Linked DNA regions of Mus musculus: all the other regions are linked to region 2. Evidence: chromatin loops called from intact Hi-C (ENCODE). Cell type or tissue: heart. All regions are shown on one strand.

Region 1 (8,000 bases), 210 kb before region 2:
CAACACTAAACATGGACAGCATTATTCCATGGGCTGAGGTCCTGGACGGAACAAAAGGGTGAAAGTAACCTGTTGACCAGCATTTGGCCCTCTGCCTCCTGATGCTGATACAGTGTGAGTGGCCTCATATTCCTGTTACCACCACGTTCTCGCCATGGAGGACCCATTGCCTCCTCGGACTCTGGGACAAAAGAAACCTTTCTCTCCCTAGTTGCTTTTGTCAGGCATTTTGTTTTATCAGTGTGAGAAGCAATCCACCATATTTTACATTATATTACATATAAACCAAATACCATGCCGGGTTATCTTTTAATACTGATAGCTTCACGGAGGAGCTTCTGTGAAAATCTGGAGGTACCACTTCCTTGTACTTTGTTTCCTTCATTTTCTAAAAGACCATAGATGGGCAACCAGATGGACTGGCTCAAAGTCTTAGATCTACCACAGAACATCCTGGGGGCGGGGGAGACTCAACCCTTCTTGAATTTCAGGTCATTGTAAAATGGAGCTAAGGACTATCACATCACAGAGTTCCTGAGAGGATTACACATAAGGGAAGACAGAGGAGATAATCATAAAATTCATTATCCTCAGAGAGGTGTAATAGCTCACATCTGTAATCTCAGCCCTTGGGAGAGTGAGGCAGAAGGATTAGTATGGGATTAAAGCAAGCATGGACCACACAGTAAGTTCTAAACCAGCCTAAGTGACAGAGTAGAATTCCATGTCAAAAGAAAGAAAGAAAGAAAGAAAGGAAGGAAGGAAGGAAGGAAGGAAGGAAGGAAGGAAGGAAGGAAGGAAGGAAGAAAGAAAGAAAGAAAGAAAGAAAGAAAGAAAGAAAGAAAGACAAATCTCTCCCCTTGGGACCTCAGGCTCCATGTTGAAAGAGGAGACAGAAAGATTGTGAGATTCATGTGATTCTGAGGGAACAGCATTTCTAGACACTAAAGGACCGATGGTTATGTCAAGTCTCAGAAACCAACAGTGTGCACAAGGACCTGCACAAGTTCAAACCAAATCAAATTCTAGCACAGAGAATGGAAAGTGGGCACCAAGTCCTATCCATAATCCAGGAGCTATTTGCAATTGATAACTGCTGTGAGGGAGGAAATCAAAGACAGTGGGTGTATCAAACCCACCCCAGGGCAGGCTTCACACCCTGAAATGACAGAAACCAAACGATGTGGTGTGTCTTGTTTGGTTGGTTCTTTGTGTATGTGCTTATTGATGCTGTTCATTTTTGTTTTAAGAGAAAAAGACTATAGCACCATGGCAGGTGGGGAGTTGTGGGAGGGCAAGAGTACAACTAAATTATGCTGCGTGGAAAAAAAATTTAATTAAGAAGTATAAAAGAAATAAAGATAAGGTACTGGGTAGGTTTTATGTCAACTTGACACAGGCTAGAGTCATTTGGAAAGAAGGAAAATAAGATGAGAAAATGTTTCCACAAGACTGGCCTATGGGGTCATGTTCTTCATCAGTAATTGATTGGGGAGAGCCCAGCCCTGGGCAGATATTCCTGGGATGTTCTAAGAAACCAAACTTAGGAGGAGGAATCCAGTAAGGAACACTTCACCATGCTCACTGCAGTGAGGAACACTTCATGCTCACTGCAGTAAGGAGCACTCCATCATGTTCACTGAAGTAAGGAGCACTCCACCATGCTCACTGCAGTGAGAAACACTTCATGCTCACTGCAGTGAGGAACACTTCATGCTCACTGCAGTAAGGAGCACTCCACCATGCTCACTGCAGTGAGGAACACTTCATGCTCACTGCAGTAAGGAGCACTCCATCATGCTCACTGCAGTAAGGAGCACTCCATCATGCTCACTGCAGTAAGGAGCACTCCATCATGTTCACTGCAGTAAGGAGCACTCCATCATGCTCACTGCAGTAAGGAGCACTGCTTCAGTTATTGCCTCCAAGTTTCTGCTCCAGTTCTTGCCCCGACTTCCTTCAATTATGGGCTATGATGTGAAAGTATAAGCAAAATAAATCCTTTCCTCCTCAAGTTACTTCTGGTCCTGGTGTTTTATATCAGCAATGGAAAGCAAACTAAAATGTAACTAGGCACCAGAGCGGTGTCAATTGCTGTGACAGATCTGGCCATTTGGGAAGAGGGTTATAGAAGGACTTTGGAGCTTTGGGCTATCAAAGCCATTGAATTTTCAGAGCTTGTGGGAACTGCCTTAGAAAGAGTCTAGAGCCATGAAAGAAAGCACCTGACCAAAAGCAACCTGAGGAGAGACGGAGTTTATTTCATTGTATTCTTCTAGGAAATAGTCCGTCACCGATGGACATCTGGACATGAACTCAAGGCAGGAACCTAGAGGCAGGACCTGATACAGAGGCTATGGTAGAAAGCTGTTTATTGGCTTGCTTCTCTGGGTTTGCTCAGCCTGCTTTCTTAGAGCACACAGGACAACCAGCCAAGGATGGCACTACTTACAGTGGCCTTGGCCCTCCTACATCAACCATCAATAAAGAATACACACCACAGGCTTGCCACAGGCCAATATAGTAGGGTCATTTTTCTCAGTTGAAGTTCACTCTTTCCAAATGACTCTAGAGTGTGTTAAGCTGACAAAAACTAGCCATCGCAAATGACCCTTTGTCAACTTGATACACAAACACATCACTATTCAACTAGAACCTTTCCTTTCTTATCTGTCCCTAGGGTGGCATGTTAATATCAATTCCACAATATAAAACATCCTAACTTTTAAAAGTACCACAGTCTTTAAACTTCAAATACCTTAAAAGTTTAGTCTCTTTAAAATATCCAAAGTCTCTTTAAAACTTCAATTTCTCCCTCAAACTCTAAATTTCCCCTAAAGTCCCAAAGTCTCTCTAAAATCCTAAAGTTCTTTGACTGTGGTCTTCGGTAAAATAAAAATTAAATTACATACTTTATTATTTCAAAGGTGATGAGCCGAAGCACAGTTTCAATCAGATCAAACTAAACCGAACTCCAACAGCATAAATAACTTAGTGACCAATGTCTGAGATTCACTCACGAACTTCTGGGTTCTGACGGACATTATACACCCATCCTGCTGGCTCTGCCATCCACAGCACACACACAGCTTGCTGGTGGGATTAAGCTGCCATTACTCTGCAGTCGCTGCTGTCCTTGGTGGTCATCCCATGGTACTGGGATCTCTAAAATATTAAGGTTTCCATTGCATCTGGGTTCTGTGGAGGGAGTTTGACTTTGCCATATGGTGCCAAGCCTCAAGTTCTCTCCATGACCTCTTCAATCCTGGGCCTTCTTCTGCAACTGAGGCTACAACTCACCTTTACTGGCTTCTCTCTGGGACTGCAATCCTGCCACACAGTGCCCAGCCTCGGGTGCTCTCTAGGATCCCTTTCATGTCTTCAAAACCATCACCACCTGTGTGGCTCTTTTGTTACCAAATGCAAATGACAGCACAGGATGCAGTCTTTGCCCCCTGTGGACCACAGCTTCTGAGGAAATACTTCCACATTTATGATTATCAACAATTCTGGTTTCTTCTTAATCACAGCTGGCTCTTAAACTCCAGCTGATCTGTACCACAAATTCTTAATTCATCATTCTTCCAAGCACCCACAGAACAGCCCAGTGAGCTCTGAGCACTCTATGGCTTTTCCAGCTCAAAGTTCAAAATCTACAACAATCTCCCCGACCCCCAAACACCTGGCCAGTGCTGCCACAGCAATACCCTACTCCTGGAACCAATTTCTGTCATAGGACTTCTGTTGCTGTGATACAACACCAAGACCAAAAGTAATTTTAGGAGAGAAAGAGTTTGTTTCACGTTACATTTCCAGGTAACAGTCCATCACTAATGGAAGTCAGAATGTGAATTCAAGGTAGGAACCTAGATGCAGGAAGTGATGCAGAGGCCATAGAGGGATGTTGTGTATTGGCTTGCTGCTTTCTTACAGCACCAGGACAAACAGCCCAGAGGTGGTACCTACCACAGTGAGGCAGGTTCTCCCACATCAATCATCAATCAATAAAATGTACCACAGGCCTGTCTGGTGGGAGACTTTTCTCAGTTGTAGTTTCCTCTTCCCAAGCTTGTTAAATTGACATAAAACTAGCCAGCTCAGAAACTAGGAAGATAACCCTGAGAACAGTACAGTACAGCATAGCTTGTGGTGTTTCAGAAGGAGGTTTACAAGCTCCTCAAGATGAGTGTCCCTCATCAAGGCTGGTTGATGTTCTGAATTGAGAAACTGTCCATCTGGCTTTCTGGAGCAGAATAATTGCTGTGATTAATAAGAGACCAAACCCATCAAAGTAAAACATTTGCTTTGCAAGGACAATTGGTGCTGGTTAGATGGTGAGAAATCAATGATGAATAAGAAAAGACCAGCATCATTAAAGTGAAATCATTTGGGAAATGTGTCCTCAGAATCAGCACATAGAAACTTTGATTCAGAGCGGGCTAAGGCTACACCTCATGCTGGCAGTCAGACTTGGTGTATGTGAGAGATGCCATGGTGGTACTGGTTTAGAAGGTATGAAGTCCCGGGATATGAAGAGCAGTTGGAACTTGGCTCTATGAGAGGTTAGGGAAAGCCATTGATGAGTGTCCAGCCCCAGTTTGAAATAGAACTCCCAGGAATGAGGGGATCATAGAGAGAATATTTGGGACCACATGACGGGATTAGAGTTTCTGCACAGAACCCAGGGGGGCTGTTTGTGAAGGTACAATGCAGTTGCAGTGTAGACGTCAGCATTTTGGAGATGCTAGTACCATGGGATGATTTCAAGACCAACAGCTCTTGTGGAGCAGAGCTAACTTGAGCCTAGGAGGCAAACTGTGTGCTGTGGCAAGTCCTAGAAGATTAACACGCCCAGAAATCTGACATTGAACTTCGGGATGTTGGATCTGAGGTTTGCTTTTCTTTGATTATGATCGTGCCTGGTTCTTTCCTTTTGGAGTAAGGGAGTATATAACTTAATATTTATTTTATAGGAACCTGAAGTTGAGAGACTTTGAACTTCTGAATGGACTTCGGAGTTTTAGAGCGCCTTTGAATATTTTAAGAGAATAAACTTTTAAATAACTTGAATTCTTAAGGCTTATGGGACCTTTGAAAGTTGAAATCTTATATTGTGATACTGATATTAATGTGAGATATTGGGGATGTACAACAAAGGAAAAGTTAAAGTTTAACAGTCTGTGTTTACCTCTCAAGTTGACAAAGAGCCAATCGTCCTGGTTAGTTTGTTTGTCAAATTGTTATATGCTAGAGTCATTTGGGGAAAGGGACTCTCAATTGAGGAAATGTCCCCATTAATTGACGTATGGGCAAGCCGATGGAGGCATTTTCTTAATTAGTGACTGATAAGGGAGGGCCCAGCCCATTGTGAGTGGCACTACTCCTGGCCAGGTGGCCCTGGAATGGTATATGAAAGTAAACTGGGCAAGCCAGGAAGAGAAAGACAGTAAGCAGCACTCTTCCGAAGCTTCTGCTTCAGCTCCTGCCTCCAGGTCCCTGCCTCGAACTCCTACCCTGAAGTCCTTCAGCGATGAACTATGCTATGGCAGCGAGACAACCCTTTCCTTCCCAAGCTGCTATTGGTAGTGGTGTTTTATCATAGCCATAGAAAGCCAAGACTGATAAAGACAATCAAGCAAACATCGTCTGCCCTGACGCTGCCCCTCATGAGCAAATTTCCAAGTTAGACTGCACATTCCACTGGCTCCCACTCTTCTCTGCCTGCTGTTTTATTTCTGTTTCTGGCTAGCTTACACTGTCTCGCCACAAGCCCTTCTTCATCTCCCAAACTGGCTTAGCTCACCAGCGCTCGATCAGCAGTAAGTGTTTCAGATGAATGCAGCAGTATTTTCCCCTGAGCTACCGTATGAGGTGTCACCAGACTTGTCACTAAAGGGTCAGGAGCAGACCTTGCAGAAGGAATCACACAGATTTGGGAGTTCTTTGTTGAGTTGCCCTCCCCACCCTCCCACCCCCCCGTCCCCAGCCTAGCCAATAGGGCTGTTCCCATGTGCTTAATTAAGAACGTCCACTCCTTCCTAGGGATCCCTCCAGCTTCTGCACTCTGCTTCTGTTTTGCTTTCTCTTTTTAAGCTCCAGCTCATTTGGTTTCTGAGGTGCACGCACATCTACTCCATGTTTTCACGCCTTACATAATTTGTCACTAATAATCACAGTTTGTGCTAACACCAGGCACTTTCTGATCCATTATGTCCTGGCCTGTTGAAGGAGACACCCCAGAATTATTATCCCACACTCCGTTGCATGGTCTCAAAGAATGACTTGTCTTAGCTGAGGTCACACTGTTGGCGTGTGGCGGGCCTCGGGTTTCCATAGATCATCAGGACTTCCTGAGCTCTCTGCTTAACGCTGTTAAAAGCATTGGCACTGTTTTCCTCAAGCATACGATTGCCCCTGATGTAAACAAAAGCAAGAAGGCTGTGTAACTGAGGTGGCCACAGAAAAGAAACAACTAAAGAATGTGATGGCCAACCCCATCAGAACCTCTGCACTGTTGGAGGGCAGCTTCTCCAAAGAGCTGACCAGAAGTGTCAGATGTCCAACACAACCTTCCTAGAATATTACAGTCTTTCTTCTTGTGTGTGGTTTGAGGGCCTCGCCACTCCAGCAGGGTCTTAGATGCTCCTCCTGCCTTCCTCAGCCTTGTCCAGGAATTTCTCTCCCACAGTACTCTGTATGTGGAGACTCGGGGACTTTTCACCAGGTTAGGGAAGACGTCTCTTCTTAGAGGACTTAAATACAAGCCTTCAGTTGATTTTGAATTTGTACCTCTAGTAAAACAAAATCAAAGACCAAAAGCCAGACCTTAAAGCAGAGAAGGGAGACAGGCCTTTTGGACATGTCACATGTCATCCCAGGTGCCTTTGAGGTGCTCCTGTGAGACAGGCAAACACCTCTTCTTGTCGCTAATGGCTCACAGCCTCTTGGCCTGAGTATTTACTGCTTTTGCATGACTCCCCTTGGCAGGAAGTAGTGCATTGTAAACATCAGGAGGGAGAGGAAACACAGCAGCTCCCACAGTGCGTAGAGCACTAGCGCCAATCCCGCTAGGATGCGGCTTTCCTTGCATCCGCATCACTGCTGAGCCAGTGATGAGGGCCAGGACCCATCACAGGCCTAACCCTGCCCAAGGCACTTTGTAGTCTCCCTACAAACAATCTTCACCCTAGCTAAACAGTGTGCAATGGGGAGCCATTCCTTGCACTGTTCACAGGTCTACGGGATTTTTCCTCCTCTCAGAGACCCATGAAGGGAACGGGCCAATCAGCCACTTCTGTGCTGTGGCCATTACAGGAGACTAAGCCTGAGAAGACTAGCCCCTCCCCCAAAGCCACTGAGCTTTGAGGAGAGGGGTGGGGCTCAAGGGAAGGAGGAACAGGAAATGGAAATTTAGTTCAGCTAAGTCTAAACCTCATTTAAAATATATTTTGGTAAGGCTCCAATTAATGCGTCTCAACAGGACATTTTTTTTTTTACAATGCTCTAAATGTAAAAGTTGGAAAGAGAATCCAAAAGAAAACAGTCTAGCTGTACCTAAAGCCTAAAATAAGCTCAAAATGATCTTAATTATTTAAGTACCTCAGGCTAAGTGAAGTCTGAATGCTTTGTAAGGACAAATGTGTTTCAACCTTCTCAATCACCAAAAAAATTAAAAAAGCTCTAGAGGGTGACTGGGGGCAGCGGGTCACATCTCAGGTGGGCCACCATCTAAGTCCATGGCTCTAAGTACAGTCAGCTGTCACCTGGGGATAGTGAGGCGAGCCCTGGCCTTCTTCAGACTTCTTTGGAGACTTGATGTATATTGCTGTCTGAAAAAAAAACAAGAGTCACATGGTCTACCTGTGTCGGGTGTCGAGGAGGGTGGGTGTCCGTGGGACTTTCCAGCACATGATTGGCCACACCCACCCTCTGTTCTCTTCATGGTTTTTATGTGCCTGGGACTCAAATGTCTTGCTCTTCATCAATCTTGTCTTTTTGGG
Region 2 (8,000 bases):
AAACTTTGTTTAAATGGAGGCTTACTTTAGTTTGTTGGGTATGTTTTTTTTTTAATTTAATGATGAAACTTTCCTTTAGTTTGACTTAAAAAGGATTCTCTTTCTCAGTATCAATTCTCTTTCTTGGATTTAGGAGAAACTACTGGGGGAGAAAAAAAAAACATTTAGAAGTCACTCTGTAAGAGTAAAACTGCTGTGTTTTCAATAAAGACCTGTTAAAATGAACAATACTTTTCTAATGATGAGTGTTCCACCAAGGGAGAATGTTTAGTAATGAATGACTGCCAGGTGATTATCTGACTAATGAAAAAGGTTTCCATTCCTCTGTTTACTTAAATACACACTCTACTGCCTGCGGAGATTTGATATCATGCATTGCCACTTGGATTACTAAATCTAGCAACACGGACTGCTTAATTAGGTGGAAGTCTTCTAAATGTGGCTTTTGTTCCGCCCTTATCCTTCATGCTTATTGAACACGCTGGTCAACAGTGGAGCAGATTGTGGAGAGATTTTTAGTCTTCATTTTCAACATTCTGCCTGACCGAGTTCACTTCTGTCACAGTTACTTAAGCTTGGTGGAGGTGTGCAAACTTTAAAAATGAGAAAATTGGTCACTTTAATTCCAGTGTAAGTTTCCACTTGTTTTGAATTTCTCCGACAGTGTTTCGGCCACCTAGGCTGCACATCTGTCTCTATCCAGAAAAATGCATTACTGTTTCGCTGTAGATACCAGCAACTCCAGTTTTATTATTTTTAATTAATTTTTAAAAGATTGTAGCTATCCTAGCTAAGGGTTTTTTGTTTTTTGTTTTGTTTTGTTTTGTTTTTTGACCCTGATTTGGACAGTTAAAAAGTACAAGACAGCTTTGAAAGCATAAAACCCCAGAGAAGTCTCTAATGGGCTTCCTATGATCTCATACACGCAAGGCTTTCTCTGTAACCGTAAACCCACTGTAGGCTTACGATCTGGAAGTATCAACTATTGTAGCCAGTTTTTATGAGTTTAATTCCACTAGCAAATCCTACTTTCTATATTTTAAGTCTCAACTACAGCAAATCAAGCACATTTTGAAAGAAACGATCCAGGGGGAAGAATGGAAAAAGAAGGCAAGAAAACCACCGCAAATAACCTCTCCTGCAGCAAACCAAGAACTTCTAGGAACACAGGACAAGCCTGCGACCATGTCAACTCACCTTTATTGCTCACAAAACTGCCTTTGAATCATTGCAGTGTGCCTGTTTTATTTCCCACCCAAGGTTCCATAAATCATGGAACTAGCCTGGACTGACTACGTGAAAACTTTCTGGGCCTTTTTCTCCCTCTCTTTTTCCAGCATGTTTTCTTGCATGACCCAACTCTGTGACTCCCACAAGCCATGGAAAGTGGCCTTAGAATTACATCAAAGCCCCTGAAAGGCAGCAGGTACTAAACAGGGCCCTGGGTCCCTCAGGAACTGAACCTATCTTCTGGGTAGCGAGACTCAACGGGGTACAATGAGAATTGTCACGGGGGGGGGTCCTCATTGGGATTTTATTGTTGTGGCAAATAAATGTTCTCAAAGAGAAGATTTAGCCTACTTCTCCAGCCCCAAACATTCACAGATGACTCATTGGAGACTCTACATATATAGCAGACAAAATGCCAGCAGGGTGGGCCTCTATCTTGTTTCTCAAATCTATTTAATGTATACCTTGATTATTTTCTTGTTTATAAAATTCAGTATTACAAGGCTTGTTGTGGGATATCAAGTCTAAAACTACCTTGCTGAAAGAAGTGAAATATTCATTTTATGGCCAAATGTAGGAGTAACTTGATTTGGGAAAAACCTCTCCCCATATTTATTATTTAGACTTAGTGACTAGCATGGCTGGACCGTGGGAGAGATGGAATTCCAAGTATTACATTTAGCAGCTTTTTATCCCCGAAGTTCAGAAAAGAAGTCTGGGAACCACTGCAGTGGGCACACACTTCCATTTTTCCAATTATAATTTCGTGAGTTTGTTTCATGGCAGTCATACAGCAAGCACAGAACCAAAGGCCCAAAGCACTTGTTTGCTCTCAGTGGAAAGCACAGTCAAGAACTTCCTTGAAAATATTTTCAACTGTTTTAGCTCCACCTAACTTTTTTGTAGCCTGATCCCCATCTGCCAGGGAACTTTGAAACCCAGAGCTTCTCTAAATGTACACCCTGTTTTAAATGTCTTTGGATTGATTTCCTACAGATCTACTTTTTCAATGTAATTACTAAATTCTCTGTTTCCTTCCTATTGGTCTAGTTTTTGTGGACAGAGGAAACCAGGTTTGAGGGTTTTTTTTTTTTTAAAAAAACTGTTACTAGTGTTGGTTTTAGTCACTTAAAACAAACAAGGGGTTTATCCTTTCTGCTTGTGTCAAAACTCAGCACAGCCCAAAACTACTTTCCTGAGGGCAATCATTTTAAGTAAAGTTTGATGTAGTCACAAGTTTATTTTGAAGCCCATGAAACCGATTTACCTGTAAAATTACAAAAGAGGCTGGGCAATCTAACTCTAGGTGAAAGATGAGACCACCAAATTAAAGTTGAAACTGACAAGCTCACTGCGTGAAACCGCCTAGGCACTGAATCTGTTCAAGTGTTTGAAGTTTCTCACTAAAACCCCCGGTAGTGCCAGGGAGAAGGACGCTTTCTCCAAGAAGCCAGGACAGTTATGCTACATTGGCGTCTCACTCCAAGGACCACTTGGTCTTAACTCATCTCCCATCCAGGGAGCAGTACCTGCCCAGGCCCGGTTGCAAACGCTTTTGAATGCCCACCACTGGCGGGCGAGTCTGTTCTTGCAAGGACGCAGGAAAAGAATCCTTTGGTCCCTCTGGCTCTCAGGTTGGAAAGCAGAGGCGACCGCACACGGGCAAAAGTACAGCAGCCCACTATATCGCCCAGCGGTTGTCTTACCGGTACAAGAGTGCAGGGGCTTGGGTCGCACCACCAGCGACGGGCACACAGAGTAGAGGGAAAGTTTCTCAAAGTAGTCGCAGGTCTCCTTGGAGAGGATCTCATCGATCATGAAAGTCTTGTAGCGCCGCCTGGCTGCTTTGAGCTGGCCGGGTGAGCTCAGCCTCAGTTCCGCGTGGCAGTGCATGGTGAGCCGGGACCAGAGCCTGGCGACCTGAGCGCGGCGAGCGCCTGGCCGTCCGGGACCGCAGGAGGTGGCTCGCTGGCTGGGGCCTGAGCCCCGCTCCTCGGCAGCCAGAGGGGCGGCGGGGCCCGGGGAGGCGCGCAAAGCAGAGAGGGCACGGGCGCGCCTGCTGCGTCTACACCCACCCGCCGAGCAGCATCTTTGACTACAGCCTTTTTGGGACACCGCAGCTGTCAATCAGCGCGCACTTCCTGCAGGGCCAGGTGCGGAGCGCGAGCCGAGGGGCGTCGGCCGCTACCCCGCCCCTGCGCGCCCGTGCGGCTGGGGTGCTGACCTGCGCACCCCGGGTCCGACCGCTCTTGCCCGCTGCCTCCCGCCGATCCGAGAGTCGAGCGCTCCCCAGGCGGCTCTATTTTAAGACACTCGCTCCGGTTCTCCTTTCCCCCTCCCCCAGCTCCAGGTGTGTGTACGGGTGTGTGCGCGCGCTCGTGTGTGTGTGTGCACGCGCAGGACTGCGGGCGCGCGCCTCCTTCTCCAGGGACTCAGGAGTCTAGCCGCCACTTTTCCGAGTCGCATCGCCCCTCTGTCCTCCCTTAGCGCCAGTCCTGCTAAAGGGGGCACCGCTCCCGCCCCTCCGCCCCCGCAACCCTATAGGCAGCTATGTCCACACCTCTTGCCATAAAGCAGTGGCATCTTCATCCAGAATCGCGAAGCTCCGGGCTCCAGAGCGCGCGCTTTCCGACGACCACCGAGCCTCACTTGTCCCCGCTGGGCCATTTCCCTAAACCACAGTGTCCTCTCTCAACCCAGCCCACAGCTCCGAAGCCCGCGCTGCAGCCGTGCGCTCCCGAGGTGGGGCATTTGCTCCAAGGTTGCAAACTTGATTGCCTCACTACGACCCCAAACTACAAATGAATTTAGCACACTCCGTTATCCCAATTATAAACTAGGGTAGTAATGTGGTGTGTGTGAGTGTGTGTTTAAATTCTGTTCATACAACGGTTTTCTTTTGCCAGAAAGGGCCAAAACAGCGGGATCGCGACGTGCCCGCGGCCCTTCCAAAGTTAGCCCAAATTCTGGCTTTTCCTAGTGCCCAATCCCGCTTTCCATTCCGGGGTATAACACACTTCTGGTATTGGGGGATGGTTTGCCTCTTTCTTCCTAGCGTCCTAATCTCAGAATCTGTTCCTACCAATGTCTGTACGAACTTTGTTCCTAACCACAATCCTTGCGTTAGAGCGTCCGGCCCGCACCTAAGCGCCTAGGACAGCTCCTGCTGTCAGTGACTCTTCCAGCCGGCCGGCCGGCCGTGGGAAACGACCTCCGGGTGCACTCCCAGCCCCCAAGACTGTGCCCCTGAAGTGGTGTGCGCAAGCTGGAAAAGAAACGGACAGCGGGGACACAGAATTTGGGACAAAACAGCCGATGGTGTTTGCCTGACGCTCGCACGGTGCGACTGATCCCGTGGCTACGCGCTCCGAGCATGGTTAGCCGCGGAAGCAAGTCGGGACGCGCACCTGGGCCGGTGGTTAAACTCGCTAAGGAACAAACTTGCTGAACTAATGATTAAACACTTAAAGAAAATAGGCATTAATAGACTGAATCATAGTCGAGCGTTTGCTGTGGGCATCAGCTCGTATTAATGATTTTTATTTCTCGTGTGTCTGCCTCTGCCTGATTTCTCTTTCCTTCTTAACTCTTGAGATTGCTTTTATTTCTGCTGTACCAGACATAGGTAGCCAGCACTGCAGCTAGGTACCCCAGAGGCTGAGGTCCTTGCCTTTATCCCTGGACTCTGTGGACTATCTGCTGTGGAGGACGGAGGGCCTAGGACCTGTCGGGGTGCGCCACCGGTCGCCTCGACCCGCTACGCGAGGAGCCAGGGGCCAGGGACCCAGCGCAACACTCGCTGCCGTGCTAATCCTGAGGCGCTGCTCTCTTGAGTCACCCGTACAGTGCCATGCCGCACCATAGGCAGCCACGAAGAAACTAAGTGCTTGGCGGGAATTGAGTCTGACGGAGGCGACAGGGAGACCGGCTTGCAGCGCTCGGAGCCCGGCATCCGAATGGCCTCAGGGCCGGAGCTTGAGCGTGCCGCTGCGCTTAGGCTAGCAGGTTCCGGAGTGGTCTCGCGAAGGCGTGCGCTCTGGGTCTCACTATCGGTAACCCTGTCTCTGTCCTGCACTCCTGTCCTTCAACCTTTTTTCTTTCTTTCTCTTGGCTCTTCCCTCTTTTTACCCCTCTCATTTCTCCCTTTCCCTCGTTGGTACTCGCCTTTGGGGCTTCTAAGTTTGGGCTCCTTTTTCTCTTTCCTTACTTCTGCCCTTCGTTCCGTTCTTCCCCCCATAATGCATGCTTGTTTCTTTTTCTTCTTCCCTTTCTTTCTCCCTCTCCACCTTTTCTCTCTCCAAACTCGAGTCAGGAGTGGCATTTGTGAACCCGTACCCAGGGAAGCTCTTAGACAGACCAAGTGCTTGAACTCCTAGCCCAGTCTGCAGGAATGGACTGGCCCCATGACAAGTCTTTCCAAGTGGGGCCTCATTCTGTCGTCTTACTGCTCCCTTCTTCCCATAGAGCCTCAGGCACAAAATTCACTTAAACCCTCCTGTCAATTTGGCTTGAAAGCTAGTGAATTTTGATAGCCAAAGAAGTAGAGAGCATCCCCCATCGGTGCCTTACAAACTTTCTCTCTCTTTTTTACCCCCCCCTACAAGGAAGGAAGGGGACTGGAAGAACAAATTCCCGCTGAAGGAAGGAATAAGCAGCCCTGAATCTTGGAGCCTAGAGTCTTTGGCTGTCTGGTATTCGTTCCCTAAACTGACCTTGGCTTTTCATTTCCAAACGGTAATCCTAATTTCTACTTCACAGGGTTGGCCTTTTACAAGCCTTGCCTTTAATTGGAATGCTCTGCCACCCCTCCCCTCTCTTCTTTGCCCAGAAAAACCAGAGACACATCCAAATACAACCTCCTCTCGAGCAGCCTCGTCTCATCCCTAAGCTTGTCCTTTACTGTTCCTGCCCCTATCCCAGCAGTTCTGTCAGTGTGCTCTTTGTTTATTTCACCCGATGGATAGTGAATTCCTGATGGCCGATGCCTTATTGAACATTATTCACCCCCTACCATCATATAGTGCCTGACACATGGTCGCTTCTCAGTGAATGTGCCATGAACACATGATTGTATGGAAGCTCTGGAAATAAAATTAAATAATGTGTTTGATGGGACATCAACTCTTAATTAGTTGTACTAAATTTGTCTTTCTCTTTAAATGAGTCTCTCCCCTTTCCTTGTTAATTTTGAGCTTTGAACAATGGCATGTAGCCCAATTTCTTTTATTTTCTTTTTTCCCCCCTTCAAGCTCCCCTTTTTTCACCCTCTCTGCGCCACACTTAGATTGCAAAGCATCCCTACTGGGAGGAAGCACACCCCAGCTGTCAATCACAAGTGGGACCTTGGTCAGAAGAGTAGTGGGGGTTTTGTTTCCAACGTTAATGAAGTGGCTGGAACATGAAACATCTGCCAGAGGGGCTCAAACCTTCTCCAGCTGCTGGAGACTGGCAGACACTCTTCAGTGTCCAGGCATCATACTCGGTCAGTGTCTGCCCTTGCGACCGACCCCGACGACCGCAGAGGAACACACATGGAGAGGGCCAGACTGTTTACACTGAGCAGTGAGCATACACGGTGAGAAAAATTCACACTCTGAAGGACAGGTTTCCCAGGATCACACACCCACTCCCCAATTTGGCCTCTGATTCCTAAGACAGCTCAGCATAAGAGAAGGGGACTGGAATAAAAACTGGGCTGGGTGACCTGAAAACCAAAGTTTTCCTTCTGATTTTTATCTTCCATTCACCAAGAACTGTTGAAGTTTCATGAAAGGATTTTTCTAACCCCCAAATATGACACTTAAATTCCATGTAGGACCCACCTTGACTTTTAGCTAAGGATCCTTTTATAATCTTGATTATACTGCAATCAGGTGTAATTATGACAAAGACACCAGTTCATTTCTCAGCTACCTTTTCTTCAAAGGGGACCTAGAGGGCAGAAAAGCATTTCTTATAGTCTGGCCACGTGTATTTAATAACTTGTATTTCAGCCACTAAGTTCTGAAATACTTTCAGATATGTAAAAGCAAAATAGGGAAAGCCTTGTAAGTTAATACTCCCCTGGGCCCCAGATTCATGCCAAAACCTCTTGCTGTCTGTGCAGCCCGACCAGGCTGCACGAATAACAAGCTACAGGGAGTATACAAGGAGGTCAGCCTATTTTCTAATGATGATATTAATTTACAAAATTGTGCTCATACACTGCAAGGCACCTTTTAAAGAGAGGCCACAAATGCAATCCACTTGACCAATGAGCTTACAAAGAATGGAGTAGAGCCATCATGCAATTCCTAAAAGCCAAGTTCAAACTGGAAAATAAAAAAGGCAATAGCTGTATCTATAAAGCACTAAGCATTAATGCCAAGATGAAAAAGTTCAGTAAATTAGAGAAAGAGTGGCTGGGGAAGAAGGGATGTAGGGAGAATTGAGAGGAAAGGAGAGAGGGGAGACTGTGGTCACAGTATAAAACAACAATGTTTTTTTTTTTCAAGAAAGAGGACTGGAGATACTGCTCAGCAGTTAAGAGCACTGGCTGCTCTCCCAGAGGTCCTGAGTTCAATTCCCAGCAACCACATGGTGGCTCACAACCATCTGTAATGGGATCTGATGCCCTCTTCTGTCATGCAGGCATACATGCAAATGGACCACTCATATATAAATAAATAAATCTTTTTTGAAAGAAAGAAAGGAAGAAGGAAAGGAAGAAAGGAAGGAAGAAAGGAAGGACGGAAAGAAGAGAGAAAGAAAGAGAGAGAGAGAAAGAAAGA
Region 3 (8,000 bases), 230 kb before region 2:
TGCCAACCTAAACTCAGTGAGGGGTGGTTCTTCAGTTTTTGCTACCCACGGGTTGAAGGGGTGGCGTGCCTGGTATGACTAACGGGCACTAATGGGCTCTCGGCAGCTCCCTGAAGTGGGTTGTTTGCTGGCCTGCTTCTCCCAGGCCTTAGAGAAGGCTTGCACCTGGATTAATCTCGAAGGGGAGACAGAGCTTAATTGTCTTCGGTGTTCTAAGACACTCAGAAGCTACTTAGATGAGACAGTGCCTGTGGTATGTGGTAATTGAGGACACGCAAGTGAATGCAAACAGCTCCGTACATAAAAGGTTGGGCATAAAATGAAATAAAACAGACGACAAACGGTTGCTCTGGGGGTGGGGGGAGTATTTCTGTGCTCTCTACTGGAGCTTTGAGAGTTAGTTTTTTTCAGCTATGTGGCACCAGACGGGTTGCCATGCTTCGGTGCATGGCCCTACACCCACGTACACACAGGCAGCGCTAACTGGATTTAATGACCTAGTGGGAATAGAATGGGGATTCAAGAAGAGCTGGGGAGGGGCAGAAAGAGAGGTAGATACAACAAAAGTACATCATATGTGTATGAAATTCTAAAATAAATAAATAAATAAATAAAAAGAATATTTTTTTAAAAGAAATGGGAAAAAGAAAACCCAACCAAGCCAAGTGTTTTTCAAATCACCTTCTCAGCACATGAGTGCCCAGCCTCACCTTTGAAACCTGCAGAGTGTTTCCACACGCCATCTCACTTGTCTTCCACAAACCACAGAGAGGGCTGGGCAAGGCTCTTTGCAGCAGCCGTCTCTCACTCAGTACCCGCACACACTGTGCTTAGAAAGACGTGTGCACATTAATTGCCTTTATTCTTTTCCATTTTACAGAACTAGAAACTGAGGTGATAAGAGCATTGATTTCAGACAATCCAGTGTTCCAGATGACAGCATCTGGATGTGAATGCAGGCTTCCTGACCCCCATAACCTTGTCCTTGCCTCGTGAGTGTGATTCCATCAGTGTTCCCTTAACTGGGTGCTTTGGCAAAACCTCCCTCGTGCTGCCTGCAGGAAGCCCTCCTGGCTCCTGGGAAGAACTAGGAATAGAGGTTAGTTCCTGGACTCAAGGGCAGGGAGACAGAGAACTGTCCTTACAGCAAGGCCATGGCTACTTCCTCTGCTGCTTGCTAGGCAGCCATTGAAGTTACCTCCTCTAAGACAATATTTCATGTGTGGAGTAGGCAATGGCAGTCCTACATGATGGCTATCGTGGGGATCCAGGGAGCCAGTAGAGATAAGAAGCACTCATGGCAAAGCTCCCTTCCTTTTCTCTCTCCTCTATTGTTCTTGGGTGCGAGAAGCAATGCCTGTCTGGGCACAGGATGTGTTGTATGTAGGAACTCAGAAAATAGATGTTTCAGGGGCTGAGAAGACACTCTAGTCTCTTGACATCTTCCCCTCCTGCCTGAATCTTGAGGACCCTGGACGGGTCCTTTTTGGAACAGATAGAGCTAGACAGAGAGATCTCTTGATGTCCATCACATAATAAAGAAGCCACTCTATGAGACACCCACATTATTTTCTCTGGGGATGTTATACCCCACTTGTGCTATCCCTACATCAGAAAAGCTGCAGACTTCTTTCAGCCCAAGCCACTAGGGACCCAAGTCTGATAGCAAGGGCGGCAGCAGCATGTCAATCAACATGATGGGCTGTCAGTAATGCATGTTGCTGGGAGAATGCAGATCAATGCAGAGAAGAATTGACACAGACACACGTGGAGGTCCTTTCTTCTTGCTCAAGCTCTAGCGACAACAAACTACTGTGCCCCATGATGTATGGAAGGTATTCTTGAGTGCTGAGATCTCAGGCTAAAGAAGGAGACAGATACCCGGGTACTACAAAGGAAACTGGTGAAATACTTGCCCCCTATGAGATGCTTCCCTGAAGTTTCTCATCTAATTCTTACAATAACCTTTACGAGGTAGATGCTGTGTGACCTTGTCCCATATTAAGGGGAACCTGAGCTTGCAGAAGTCAGTGGACTCTCCCCAGGGGCCAACTAGTATGAAGCGGAGCCAGGTGTGAAGGACTCACCTACACATGCTGTCTGCACAACTGTGCCAGCAGCCTGGGGTGTCATGGCCTCCCGTGGCTCTTTGTTCCTCTTTGGGAGAAGGGAGGCAATGTTTATTTTGCTGGCTCAGATGGTGAGATCTTTATCTTCCTCAGAAAAGCGTGTATTAAATCCCTAATTGCGCATGGCATTGAACATGGCATGGAATTATTTTGTATACAGAAATAATTAAGCTAAGTACACAGACAGGGTCTCTGCCCTCGGGAACATGCTATCCCTAGCACACTGAAGGTTGTTGACCCAAGCAACACATCCACAAAGCCAGAGTCTTGGTGCCATTTTCCCAAGGCCATCACAGCCACAGACTGGATCCCTTTATTAGCAATGACCTGGCCTGGGTGTGCTGGAGTACTGGTGTCTTTCAAATCCATTCCCACTTCTAGGAAGGCTTCTAAGGGGATATACACAGTTCACAGGCAGACGATGCATTGGAAGGCTTCTCATAGGCCCTGTGTGATCTTTATAAGGACTTTAGCTGTCCAGGCTTTAGCTTGCTAGCCACCGGATGGACTAATAGCATATCACAATTCTCAGGGGCTTACCAAATTTGCTTGGTAAAGGGATGCATTGACCATACTTAGCACAGTAGCCAACAGGTGATAAGGTCTCTATAATTAATGAGTGTTACAGCTGATAATTAGAAAGCCTGTTTCCCCCTGCACATACTCCTCCCAGATGAATATAGGGACTTTGCTTGAGTCATACTGGAAAGAAGACTTTTGATTGTACACAGCAGAGGTGTTTCGTCGACTCCCCATGCTGTGGCTGTCTGAAGGATCGGATCTCTGTGCTTCTAATGTGTTACTGTGCTCAGTATGTCAAGGGCTTGGCCTTGGTAGAGCAGAACACCAAGTGTCTGCCTATTGGCTATTTATCCTTAATTCTTCATTCTAGACTCTAGAATCTAGAGAGATTCAAACCTCTCTTCAGAAAAAGGGCTTGATGGGGGAATGGAACACAGACTATATTGCAGAGCAGTAGGGATGAAGTAAGCCCGGCAGCTTGGGGTACCTGGGACTCTGGCTCCCCAGTCCACATCAGAGACTGTTGTAACTGCTGTCCTCGCAAACATCTCGGGAGAAATAAAAGGACAGAGCTGTTGGCCACATCAGGTGAAGTACTTGTGTTGCTGAGGCAGGGCTGCGTGGCAAGTGGAAGATTCCAGAATATCTTTTTCCGTCTTGGGTAACTCCCTAGATTGCTTCTCTTCTTCTCAGAGCCTGGGGCTGGCCAGGGAGTGACCAAGGGCCTTCAGAAACCCAAGGACACATACTTCAGAAAATCTCTTTGTGTTTCTCCTTGGCAGAGGCCCTGCGCAGCATAGAGTTTGTGCTTAATGACCTGTCAAGAAGTAAAACAACCAGGAGAACTGCGGGAGTAAAAGAGTAAACTAAGAATAAAACCAAACCCAAACATCTTGACCCTCCCTCCCCTGCACCCAGCCCTCACTCATTTCACTGTCTTTGCAGTCAATTCCCCTCCCAGGCAAATAATATTTATTCCAAGAGGCTCTGACACACCAGTTCAGAACAAGACAATGCTCGATTGTTTCTTCCTTCCCCCTGCGGCAAGCGATGGGCTGGAGCAGCGCAAGCGTGGAAAGGGAAAGGTGCTTGGTGCTATTCTCATGGGACCCAGCTCCAGCGCTGTCAAAACAAGCCCGAGACTCACGCGGGGGAGGGTGGCGGGGCCAAAGATTAGTACAGCTACTGCCGGACCAGCTCAGAAAGTTTCGCTCTTTTAGCTGAAGTTCCTGGCAGCTGTGGCCACTTAAACGGCTTTTGCTTCCATTAGAAGGGAGAGTCATTAAGTCAGGGAGCTTAAGGCAAGCTCTAAAGGGCCCGGGAGTCATTGCTCAGCTAAAAGTGCCAATTCATTGTGTGGTAGATAAAACACCTGGAGACTGAAATCAGAGGTGAATTTCTCTGGCTTAGGCTTTGAGGACTGACCCCTTGGTGACCTTGCATAGAGAAACAGCTTTTGTATAAATCAAAGACTTCAGCCCTCCTGATACAGGAAGATCTTGGGGGAAGGTGTGGTCAGACGGGGTAGATTGTCACCTCCAAGACTTCTCAGCGGGTGTTCGGTCTATACAGGCTGAAGGGCCCAGAAGGATCTTAACCCAGGGTTTATCAACCAGATACATGCCTGAATTGAGAATTTGTGTTGTCCCAGTTAGAGTTCCTTCGTCCTGGATCAGGTGACCATCATCTGAAACTGGAGCCAGCACAGGCTGGTCTTTGAAAGACTCTGTCCCATTCTTTTCAACAATGCTTTCTGATGGATATGTGAGCCCAGTTGGGCAGATAGCATCCAGGCAGGAGTGACTGAGCCAGTCCAGTTGTCTGACCACCATGATTGGTCATGAGAGCAAAGGGACCATTTTCTTTCTGGACAGTAACCCATGAGCCCGTGACAGTTTTTGCTTATGTTAACCTTTAACAATAGGCAAGCTGAGAGGATATTTTCACCCCAACTTTACAGATGGAGAAATTGAGCTTTGGAAAGGTTTGACGACACCTAAATAGCACCTCGAAGCCTAGCATTTTTGCATCCTGTCTGTCACTCTTCTTGGGCCGGTCCTGTATTCTCTGTCATAGGCAGCTGTAGAAGACGAGGCTGCAACTGGTCCCCCATCCCTGATCAGCCTGTCTTTCACACCTGTCAGGACCCATCTTTCCAGAGGCCTGATACTGAAGGAAGATACGAGAAAGAGGAAGCTGACCTAGACCTTATCTCTCTACATTCCACTGAGGCCAGGAGGAACCTAGGAGGAGATGAGAAGGTCCTGGGCAGATGCAATTTTCATTTGAGGCAAACTCCTTCAAAAGGCGACCTCAGAAGTACTCTCGCTGTGTTCTGGGGCAGAATGAGAGGAACCAAATGCACGTGGTCACACCTGCACAGAACCACAAGCTTAAATGCTCTAGGACCTGGAGGTGGGACATTTGCCAAAGAAGACCTCAGAAACACAGAGCTTCCTGAAGCACCAGTGGGCAGGGGGAAACCAGACTGGCGGCTGCCTGGTGGAGAACCAGAATCTGGGAAATGTCACCTCTCACAAGAATTATGTCAGGATCTATGACAGGACCAAAGAAGTCTGACCCTGGCAGGACAACCTGACGTAACTAGTAGTCTGGCTTATCCCATGTGGGATTACTCAGCCCATAAAAGTTCTATTTATTTGTTAAGGGAGGGGCAGATCCATATCCTGTCTGTTGACACCTGGACCGCAGGGAAGATTTCTGCACCTCCTTGCCCATCCCAGTGCCCTGGCTGAGCCACTCCCTGCCCAGCCGAAGTGGCTGATGGGAAGAACACCTGGTGGGTGAGGGCCGGGAGAGCCTCCCATTGGCAGCAGCTCCTCTGCCGAGAGCCATGACCATCACTCAATAGGATAGAAGGCCAAAAGCCTGAGAGCACAGTTCCCAACATGTTCACCTCAGACGCTTGCCCCGAGTAGGCTGGGCTGTGACAGCTCAGTCAGATTCCTTGCTCCCAGCAAATGCCTCTTGAAGAATCTCTTGGTTTTTCCAGCATTTCTTTTTTTTTTTTTTTTTACGGCTGTGTGTTTTGGTTCCAAGATCAAGTGAGCAAGAGGTTCCAATTTGAAGTCTTTGGTGACAGGTCTGCTCTGTCATGCAGGTCTTCTCACCCTTTCTCCATGGCATCCAGAGGCTGTGTCAGGGCTGAGGGCAGGAAGCCTGAGAGGAGGCGTGACTTTGTGTTTAAAAGGGAGATAACTCTACTTCAAGATTGTGGCAAAGTGGGGGAACCGAGGGTCAGTTCTTAAGACACATGCACTCACTCCATCTTGCTTTGTCAAGAACCTAGGAACTCAGTTTTGTCTTTCTAGATCTCTGCTTCATCATCTGAAAAGGGAAAAAATCCAATGCTTCTTAGAAATTCCTTACACTTTGCAATGTCTTATTCAGTCTACCCAATCACTCCCAACTAGTCTCAATACTACTCCCCCGACTTTCAAAATGAGAAGAAAAACGGAAGTAGCACCACCACACCTCATGGGGAACAAACACTACAAGTGGTTTTTCTTTGTTGTTGTTGTGTTGAGAGACACCAAGTGCTCCACCCCTGTGTCTGCCCATCTTTGCCTTCTACAGTTTCCATACAAACTTGCCCCATGGCCCTTGATCTTCCCAGAGTCGCACTGAAAGTGCCATCCAATGGCTGCAAGAGGGCTGGGAGATCTGGGTCTCAGGCATTGACTTGCTGCGTGGATGCAATCAGACTTGGTTTCTTTGAGCCTCATCCACCCAATGGGGTAAATATTCCACCCTGGGAATGCACCGTGGGATGCTTCAGTGACTAAAATGAAGAAAAGCACGAAGCAGTTTCACGGTGGAGGTTGTGTGTCTAAATCCCTGGGTCTTTGGAAGCCAGTGGCCCTTTACTAATGGGCTGCACCCAACGGAATTGTGGTGGTTTTCCAGTTTACACAGAGGCAGGGCCTCCTGGCACATGCTGATGACTTACTCACATGCATTGTGACCTTGGATCAAGATGCTCCTCTTTTTGGATTAGTTCTGAGCCCGGTTTTTAAGCAGCTGGCTGGGATGGAGACTTGTTTTGCAATGTGCTTCAGTGAGGTTTTTACAGCCTCACTCATCAGGCCTTGAGGACTCTGCTAGGATACTGAGCTGCAGGCTGCTGAGTCACAAAGGTAGAAGCCCGTTAGCTGCCAAACATGGCTTTCCTGGCCCTGCCTTTCCGGTGTGATAAACCCCACAGGATTAATCTGAGAGCCCCTCCTTCATCCTCCATCTGCACTCTCTCCCTTTTCTCTACCCCTCCCTCACCTGGGAGTTTTCCCTCTTCAGGTGGGAGCTCTTGAGTGGAAGGGAAGGACCTGACATTAGACATTTTAGCCTCCAAGGCTCTCCCCCTGCAACGTGGCTCTCAATCTTCTCAATGCTATGACCTTTAATACAGCTATCCCTATTCTGGTGATCCCCAACCATAAAATTATTTTATTGCTACTTCATAACTGTATTTTTGCTGCTGTTATGAATCGTAATCTAAATATTTGATACACAGGATATCTGATATGTGACCCCAAAGGGGTCATGACCCTCAAGGGTCTCCAACTGATGCCCTAAAACAAGTGCAAAACATATGCAAATAGGTATGGGAATTAATAGTGAAGACCCTCTAGATCTGTCAGAGCTTCTTGAACATTTCTGAATCTGGCATATTCTCTTAGGCTTCTATGACCTTGAGTTACTGTTTCTTCTGGTCAGAATCGATCTTACCTAACTCCCAATCCTGTTATAACTATCTGCCTACAAGCCATGCACACTGATAAAATGGCAGCATGAATGTTGGGGGAGTAGCCAAGCACTTTTAAAAACCTGTATTGAAGGCTTTACTCCATGAGATGGAGCAACGCATACCCGATACTGTTAATGAGGCCGATACTCTGAGACTAGATAAGTCATGAACCCAGGGGAAAACTTACTACTCTTATTTTTCTAAGAGAACATATCAATAAAAGAACTCATAATGACCCACTTCTATACCCATTGATCCATGCATCACTTAACCCCCAGCAGAAAACCTTCTTCTTGAAGGTAATTAACACATCGACCCATAACTTAACTGCATGCAGAGAGCGAGAGACTTACGTGACTTTATCAGATGCTTCCTCTCAAGACTCAAGGATCTAGGCAGAAGAGGGAGCAGAAGTCTTATGAGAGTGAGAGGTGGTATACAGGTTTAAAGAAGCAGTATTTTCCAAAAACAGCAGGGAGGTTCACACAGTACTCTCAGAGGCTGTAACAGCCTGCATTGAGTATGACTTTCACAAACACAAGCCAGTCAAAAATCACAGCATGGAAATGGGCAGAATGTCTTAC

Evidence for each region. A loop is a pair of places that touch in the nucleus more often than their neighbours do. Peaks named below come from ENCODE experiments on the same cell type or tissue, not always from the same donor. Only the 100,000 strongest peaks of a DNase experiment are listed, where the experiment ranks them.
Region 1: it touches region 2 in a loop (2.0-fold over the local background); 2 of 42 quality-filtered maps call a loop at or near these places.
Region 3: a loop joins it to region 2, with 2.1 times the contacts of the local background. A loop is called at or near these places in 3 of 42 quality-filtered maps.

What each region holds. Positions count from the first base shown.
Region 1 is chr9:31,701,081-31,709,080 of GRCm38, forward strand. No RefSeq gene overlaps it. Among named protein-coding and RNA genes, the nearest start is that of Gm31408, 150 kb to the left of the region's middle. In heart, no CTCF peak of the experiment used is centred here; no DNase peak of the experiment used is centred here.
Region 2 is chr9:31,909,969-31,917,968 of GRCm38, forward strand. It overlaps Barx2 (BarH-like homeobox 2), which reads right to left and starts at 3,317. Exons shown (of 4, transcript NM_013800.2): 1 at 2,937-3,317. The coding sequence starts at 3,123. Gm31497 (a long non-coding RNA gene) reads left to right here. Exons shown (of 3, transcript XR_379218.3): 3 at 1,045-1,230. In heart, a CTCF peak has its summit at 3,072; no DNase peak of the experiment used is centred here; H3K4me3 peaks cover 2,889 bases; H3K27me3 peaks cover 7,019 bases.
Region 3 is chr9:31,684,545-31,692,544 of GRCm38, forward strand. No RefSeq gene overlaps it. Among named protein-coding and RNA genes, the nearest start is that of Gm31408, 130 kb to the left of the region's middle. In heart, no CTCF peak of the experiment used is centred here; a DNase peak (open chromatin) is centred at 3,807; H3K4me3 peaks cover 818 bases; H3K27me3 peaks cover 1,041 bases.